3 separate regions of the Homo sapiens genome follow, and regions 1 and 3 are each linked to region 2. Evidence: chromatin loops called from intact Hi-C (ENCODE). Cell type or tissue: PC-9. All regions are shown on one strand.

Region 1 (2,500 bases), 130 kb before region 2:
GAAATTCCTTCTATTTGATCATATTTTACAAGAAAAAACATCAATTTTATATAGTCCAACTTAATACCTAGCCTTATGAGTTGTATAAGGTAAGGTTACCTACCTGAGAAGCTGATTAACATTGGTTGTACAATCTTATTCATTAGAGAACATGGTGCTTAGGGTCTGAGACCTTTTGAAAGGTCTGAGAACTCTTTAAAAAAAGGAAAGAAAGAAAGAAAAGAGGAAAAATATATCAAAATAAAAAAATGCAAAATGAGAATTAATAAATGCTTAAACATCAGTATGTATCATGTTAACTTTATTGTTACTATTAATAAACATTTCACACATTTATAAATAAATTATGTTACTTTCTCTCACTTGGCAGAAATTCACAAGAATGCATTTGATTGCTGGGAGATAACAGTAACTAAATTACCTACATGAAAATAATTTCAAAAGCAAAATTTTTAAAAATAATTTTCAAAATTGTTTTTAAATAGCAAATAAAAAGATTACTGGATGTGGGATGTATTTTAATATGTTAGGTATGATATGGAGATCATACTAATAAATGTGCCCTGGCCCTTAAGAGTCTTGCATTTGCCCTGGGAGCTCCAGAGAAGTTCTGTCCCCTGCCCTTCAAAACACTGTGTGAATTAGAGAGGAGTAAGATTTGTTAAATGTGTATAAATACTGAACTCTGTTCTTGAACAATCCACTATTGAGAGAGTTTTTGATGGAGAGCATCTGGCTCAAGGCTGTTATTAGAGTAACACCTGAGAATTCCTTCCACCCTTAGGAATTACAAATGTCAAACAATAAAAGAGCTGAGCCTTGACCAGACCCCCTAGGGCTAGCTTAATGATTTATCAGAGTCCTTTCTAGGGTAATGAATAGCAGGAACAGCCCAGGTTCACACTTGATGGAGAGTCCTCCGACTTCTTGCCAAAGGTGGTATATCTGATGATAGAGCATCTCCAGCAGGGAGCACTATTGAGACACCAGAAACTGCTCAACAGTAATCAACACAGAGCAGAAAGTCTCCAGGCCTAAACTAAAGGAGAATCTCTAGAAACCGGGAAAGATGAGGACCCACTAGGCCTAGCATGTGTCAGCGTGGACTGTTGTTTGGAGAGAGCAGATGTAGCTTAGTTTGCCCAAATGGAGTGCATTATAGGTGCCCCCTACTCCACATGCTCTCTGAGGGGGTGCACCACCAATTCAAGGAAAAGGACAGGTGAAAACAACAGCCCTGTGAAGCCCAGTCCAGAAAGTTGGATCGTTATACTAAATCACTATCGAAAGAAGCCAGTATCAAAAGAAGTTAGAGAAGTGGGATGGGTATTTATGTTCACTAGGACCTGATGGATAAAGGAAGCTCAGAGTTTTGCTACATTTTTACACTTTTCCCTTTTTATACTCAAAATTCAGGTCACTTATTTATTCTAGTGATCACAGAGTAGACAGTCAACATACACCTGTTGTCTAGTGTTCGACGTGTGGGTCAGCATTCTCACCCTGGCTTTACACAATTGTCTCCCCTGCAAGCCCTTTTAATTGTTTAATGGGACCCAACAATAGCATCTCCTAAATTAGTCTCCCAATATTTACTTATGAAAACAGCCCAAAATGGTAAATGATATGGTCTGGCTCTGTGTTGCCACCAAAATCTCATCTCAAATTGTAATCTCCATGTGTCAAAGGAAGGACCTGGTGGGAGGTGATTGGATCATAGGGGCAGTTTCCCCCATGCTTTCCTTGTGATAAGTGAGTCAATTCTCACGAGAGCTGATCAAAGGCTAGTTCAGTTTTTTTCCTTAATGAAACAATTTTTATATACACATGTAATTCACAGGACAGTCAAATATCTGTCCTATGACAGATATTTGGCCCCCACTCTTTGCTCTTCCACCCCCACCTCATGCCCATTACCTACCATTATGCTAAGAGCAGCAAAATGGCCCAAGAAAAGGGGATGGCATGGCTATTTAACAATGGGCAAGTTACTAAACCCTTAAGCCCTAAAATATGCTCAGGGAAAATAATATCTCTTTCCTAGAACTGTTAGGTTGATTTACTGAGATCATTTATACTGTAACCGACTGGAAAAGCAATAAATAGTAATAGTGGCTATTACTATTATTAGAACACATGACTATTAGTCAAAAATCTTCAAAGTATAACTAACATTTGTGACATTAGATACATCAGTGTATTTTGCAACTTTTTTGGCCTAATCTTCTTTTGGGATAAAAACTGGGAATGAAGAAAGGAAGGAAGGAAAGAAAGGCAGAGACAGAGACAGACAGAAGAGTAGAAAGAAAGAAAGAAAGAAAGAAAGAAAGAAAGAAAGAAAGAAAAAGAAAGAAAGAAAGAAAAAGAAAGAAAGAAAAGAAAGAAAGGAAGGAAGGAGGGGGGGAGGGAGGGAGGAAGGAAGGAAGGAAGAAGAAAGAGAGAGAGAAGGAAGGAAGGAAGAAGGAAAGAAGGATGGAAGGAAGGGAAGGAAAGAAAGAAA
Region 2 (2,500 bases):
TAAACAAAAAGAACTAAAGAAAGCAGAAACAAAAACCAAAAAGTGGATTGGTCATTTCAAAGTTACTTTCCTTGTAAGGCAGGTACAGGGAGATAGAACAATAGAAAGATAATGGGTTGGTTAACATCAGGTACTTCAGGTCAGTCTTTCCTGTAAAGATTAAAACAGAGCTTCATTATTATGACAGAAAGCGAAAACTGGCCTCTTCAGGCAGCTAGGCCATTCTCTCTCTCTCCTGATTTCCCAAAAGGCCAGATAACAACTCAGTTTCAGTTTGGTGAGCGTGGGTGACTCCATTTTGATTTTTAATCTGGTCTTCTGGGGCCCAGTGCGGGAATTTAGTCGAAAAAAAATGGCCTCCTAGATTTTGTTTAACAAAGGTGAACAAGTTTTGTTTAACAAAGGTGAGGAAGATCTGGAGGTCATGGCTATGTTAAGTTTGAGGTACCTTTTAAGCATCCAATTGGGTAAGAAGTTCTGGGTTTAAAATAGGAGAGAAATAGGAACACATTTCACACTGAAAGTCATAAGGCTGGTTAAGATGACCAAGGAAGGGAGTGTAAACAGAGAAGAAAGGAACTGAGCTCTGGGGCACTGTAACTCTCTGAGGCCTGGGAGGAGGAGAAGGGGCAAAGGAGAATAACAGGAACAATCAATAACGCCGGGGTCTTGGAAGCCCAGGAAAGGAAGCATCCAAGGAGGAGTCAGTGAGAAACTGTGTCAGGTGCTGGTGGAGGCCAAAAAGTGAGGACTGTGGAGGTCAGTGCAGGGGAAGTTGTCAGGAGTGGTGGCGATACAAGGCTGATTGAAATGGCTTTAAAAGAGTATGAAAGGAGAGGAATTGGACAGAGCAAATATAAACAACTCCTTTACAAAGAAAGGGCAACCAAAGAAATGGGACAGTAACTGATGGGAGAAATGAGATCAAGAGCCTTTTTAAAGATGGAAATAACAGCACTTTTGTAGGCTGATGGAAAGATCCAGTCAAGAGGGAAAAATGGTAAGGGTGGAGAGAGGGGAGAATTGCAGGAGCCAAGCATTAGAGCAGCAGGGAGCAATGGCTTCCCTAAGGTTTACAGTTCTCCCTAGCATGTGGAGTGGAATCTCTAATTGGGATCAAGGAAGGAATTTTAGAAGACAGGGTGGACTTTATCATCTGCAGCCTGTTCTGCCTACTCCTAAAGCTGTTCCCAGAAGTAACTTGCAATCATATCATTCAGGTCAGGATGTTTTAAGAGTGTAAAAGATTCCAGACAGGTGAGAATCAGAAATCCTAAATAACTGAAAATAAAGTAGTTGAGGCCAAAGTTATATTGTATTTTAAATTGTATTGTTTCCCCACCTAGTGGTCAGAAATCAGTTTGTTACATTTTCTGCTATTTTTACTCAGGCATTTGAAGAGAAAATGAAATGGGTCAAAAGAGCATGTTTATCATTTTTAATGTTCAAATCAACACCTTTTAGTGTAATACATTTCTTGGTACCTTTTTAAATTATAATTTTAACATCATAATTTTTCATATTGAAACAGAATCAATGGTTGTGTTTTGGCATATCAAACAAATTACATGGTTATTAATAGTAATGAGACAGGAAAAGTGATGTAATAAAAAATAGTAAATAATGGGAAGTGACTAAGGTTAGAAAAGGGAAGGTTCAACAGTTCTTACCCTGAAGTCATTCATAGTTAGTTTAAAGGGTTTTTTGGTTTCTGTTTATGTGTGTGTTTTATTTTTTGTCTGTAAAATTGGAGGAAAAGTAAGAATTTACCATTATAACCTTTTCATTAATTAGAGATGCTTAAAATGTTCTGAAACTTGAGACTTGCCGTATCAGTAGCCAGCTGCCAGATAGTCTTCTCTCACACTAGTTGGAAAGTGTTGGCTTAAACAAGTCAGTTTTCAAATTCCTCGTGGGTTAAATATAGGAAGACATGTTCCAGAGAAAAGGCCGCAAGATTTTACTCCCAGTAAGGCAGGTATAGAACAAAGTTTAATGTGTCATGTAGATTTCTTCCTCCTTCTTTAAAAAAAAAAAAAAAAAAAAAAAAAAAAAAAAAAAAACCTGCTGATAATTAAAAGCTAAATGCATGAATAGCCAATAAAGTAAAAGGCCAGCTGGGCATGGTGGCTCATGCCTATAATCCCAGCACTTTGGGAGGCCGAGGTGAGCCAATCACATGAATCCAGGAATTCAAGACCAGCTTGAGCAATATGATGAAACCCTGCGTCTACAAATATATATATATATATATATATATATATATATATATATATATATATATATATAAAAAATACATATAATATACATATAATGATAAGGGTGGAGAAAGGGAAGAATTGCAGGAGCCGGGCATTAGAGCAGCGGGGAGCAATGGCTTCCCTAAGGTTTACAATTCTCCCTAGGGTGTAGAGTGGAATCTCTAATTGGGATCAAGGAAGGAATTTTAGAAGACAGGGTGGACTTGCCGGGCGCGGTGGCTCACGCCTGTAATCCCAGC
Region 3 (2,500 bases), 400 kb before region 2:
CTCTATCATCAGGGCCTCCTGGCTAGGTAAGTGGCTAGGTGTTCCCTCTAAAAATATAATTCAGTGTAAATGTTAACTTTATTCTCCTTTCCTGAAATATTTACATTTTAAGTTAATGTCTTAGATATATAACACTTTAGCTTCCAAAAAGCCATCTACTATATAGGCTAATTGAAGAAGATATGTTTTCTTAAGCAGTGCAACTTGCTAGGAGCAGATTTTAAATCAGATCACACAGGCATGTGCTGAAGTTTGTCAGGGTCTCTGCTGGGTGTTTTTTAGCAAGGTATATGGAGTGTGTGATGTGTTGTTTACCTGTCTGCACAGGGTTCATATTGACTATGTGATACCAAACGTAGCATTCCATAATCCTAGAAAAGCATTTTAATGAGGGTAATAATTTCAGAGCCAGGCGCCAATGCCTGAACTTCCAAAGACCTACAATGACCACTTCTGCATCCTATAAAGCTCCTTGCAGTGGGGAGGGATCAGTTCTCTTGCCGTAGTCCTTTCACACCCATAAATAAGCTCTAAGTCTTTGCATTTGATGGAAACAGAAAAGAATGTCATGCCAGAGAAGGGGGTGACCAGAAACCAGCACTGCTTTGGCAAGTATGCATGCAATATAAGAAATCTTTCACCTACAAGTGCCCTGGTAGAGGCAATTCTTTTTTTTTTTTTAACTCAATGATTCTAACAGCATAAGCCCTCAGGTGAATAAATAACCTACTACTTTCTTGCCAGTAGCACCAGGTCATATAATCTGTGGCCTGGAAGCTCCATCACCACACAGGTGCCACCATGCCTGGAGCTTTGTGGGACTTTTAGCACCAGGTTCCCTTCCATGGGAAACAGAGTGACATCTACTTGCTCCTACTGCAGGTAAGTTAAAAGGCATCCATTCATGGTAACAGTCTGAGTGGAGTCAAGGGACATAAAAGGGCAACAAGGCACAGAAACCTAACTGGAGAGGCTAGGAGACTTGGGCTGACTTGGCAGATGACAAGCTTTGTTGCAGATTTTAAAAATAATGTTGCTTTAAGAACAGAAAGCAAGCCAAGCCAAGAAACATCGACAGTAAGTTTTCCTTCTTTTTCCCCCCTAAGATATGCTGAAGCCAGGTTTAATTTTATGTCAGGAAAGAATTCCCTCCTGAGACTTTCCTGGCTACGGTTCAGTTGAGAATAATGTTTTCCAGCCATGTTTCCAGAGTCCCTGAAAAGTTGAAAGGAAGTTACGAAGCTCTCACTTTGTATCAGCAGGGGGAGCTGTTATGATAAAGAAACTATGTGGTTTCTTCCTGTGAAATGAAATTGTCAACGTTCTCAACATTTCATTTTCGGGACCAGGGAATACTTAAAGAATGAAATATTGACAGATACTAGCAGCTTTTATACGTCTTATTTTAACGCAAACCCCTTCGTGTTATTTTAAAACGTTATTAAATAAATGTTAAATTCCAGAGTAAACAATTTTTAATCAGAAGGAAAAAGCCTTAGATATTTGTATAAGTTGCCTGTATACATGCCATATTTGTATAAAAAGCCTGCAGAGCATAAGAGTATTTCATGATACTTCGATCACCACGTAATGTAACATATCTCATACTACCTATTGCAATCCCGAAGTCTCTGATGGAAATGGTTGTCTAAAATGGGATTTCCAGGGTATATAAAAGAGCCATTATAATAGCCTCATAAAAACTTAGCTCCCTTTACCACATAAGATATGTTGATGCTGCCATCAACATATCTGTTTCACAAACATCAACTTATCTGTTTAGTACATTCTGGTTTTCAAATTGCTTGGGCCCATTTAAAAATTGAGGGGGAGGAAAGTAGGCAGGCCAAACTCTCTGCTTATTAAAACCAGTCTTTACACTTCTGATGGTTTGTTTTGAAGTCCTACATTACAGCCACACAATGTGATTCCCACCAAGTTAAGGATTAAATGACTATTAACATCTTAAGCAATTATCAAGCTCACACACCTCTTATAACTTGTTTTCTTCTAGCATCAACAAAACACTTACCTGTAGGAACTTCAGAAGTTAAAATCTGAAAAATATTGATATCTCTCATAGACATTTCTGTGGCTGCTGTATATACATTATTGTCAACTATGCCCCCTAAGTAGACTTCCAGGGAAGGCTGGCCAAAGAGAATGCTGAAGTTCAGGTGAATTGAGTCCTGGAAAAGATGGACTTCATGGGGAATTGATTGGGACATAGGGGATTCAAGAACAGAAGAGACGATTTTCAAGGAAGAATTTGAAAATCAATGATCTCTCAGACCAGGTGTATAAGCAATACAATCACCTTAAAGGCTGATATTATATGGGCTAAGGAGTTTCATTACAGCAAAGCATTTCAGATTCTCAGAGATATTATGGGGAAAAGGATATGAGAAGGCAATAAATTGTCCAGAAAATAGACTGAAACTGATAGAGGGCTGGCAGTAACAGAGTCAGCAAGCAAAGAATACAGTATGCAATATACGTC

Evidence for each region. Peaks named below come from ENCODE experiments on the same cell type or tissue, not always from the same donor. Only the 100,000 strongest peaks of a DNase experiment are listed, where the experiment ranks them.
Region 1: it touches region 2 in a loop (12-fold over the local background); 36 of 110 quality-filtered maps call a loop at or near these places.
Region 3: a loop joins it to region 2, with 7 times the contacts of the local background. A loop is called at or near these places in 16 of 110 quality-filtered maps.

The regions. Positions count from the first base shown.
Region 1 is chr5:39,281,984-39,284,483 of GRCh38, reverse strand. It overlaps C9 (complement C9), which reads left to right. Exons shown (of 11, transcript NM_001737.5): 11 at 1-344. Among named protein-coding and RNA genes, the nearest start is that of FYB1, 64 kb to the right of the region's middle. RefSeq lists a silencer at 1,150-1,314. In PC-9, CTCF peaks have their summits at 781 and 982 (motif pointing right); a DNase peak (open chromatin) is centred at 953.
Region 2 is chr5:39,147,945-39,150,444 of GRCh38, reverse strand. All of the region lies in intron 3 of FYB1 (FYN binding protein 1), which reads left to right. Among named protein-coding and RNA genes, the nearest start is that of FYB1, 70 kb to the left of the region's middle. In PC-9, CTCF peaks have their summits at 1,159 and 1,362 (motif pointing left); no DNase peak of the experiment used is centred here; H3K27ac peaks cover 507 bases.
Region 3 is chr5:39,546,502-39,549,001 of GRCh38, reverse strand. No RefSeq gene overlaps it. Among named protein-coding and RNA genes, the nearest start is that of LINC02104, 27 kb to the right of the region's middle. In PC-9, CTCF peaks have their summits at 1,063 and 1,265 (motif pointing right); a DNase peak (open chromatin) is centred at 1,261.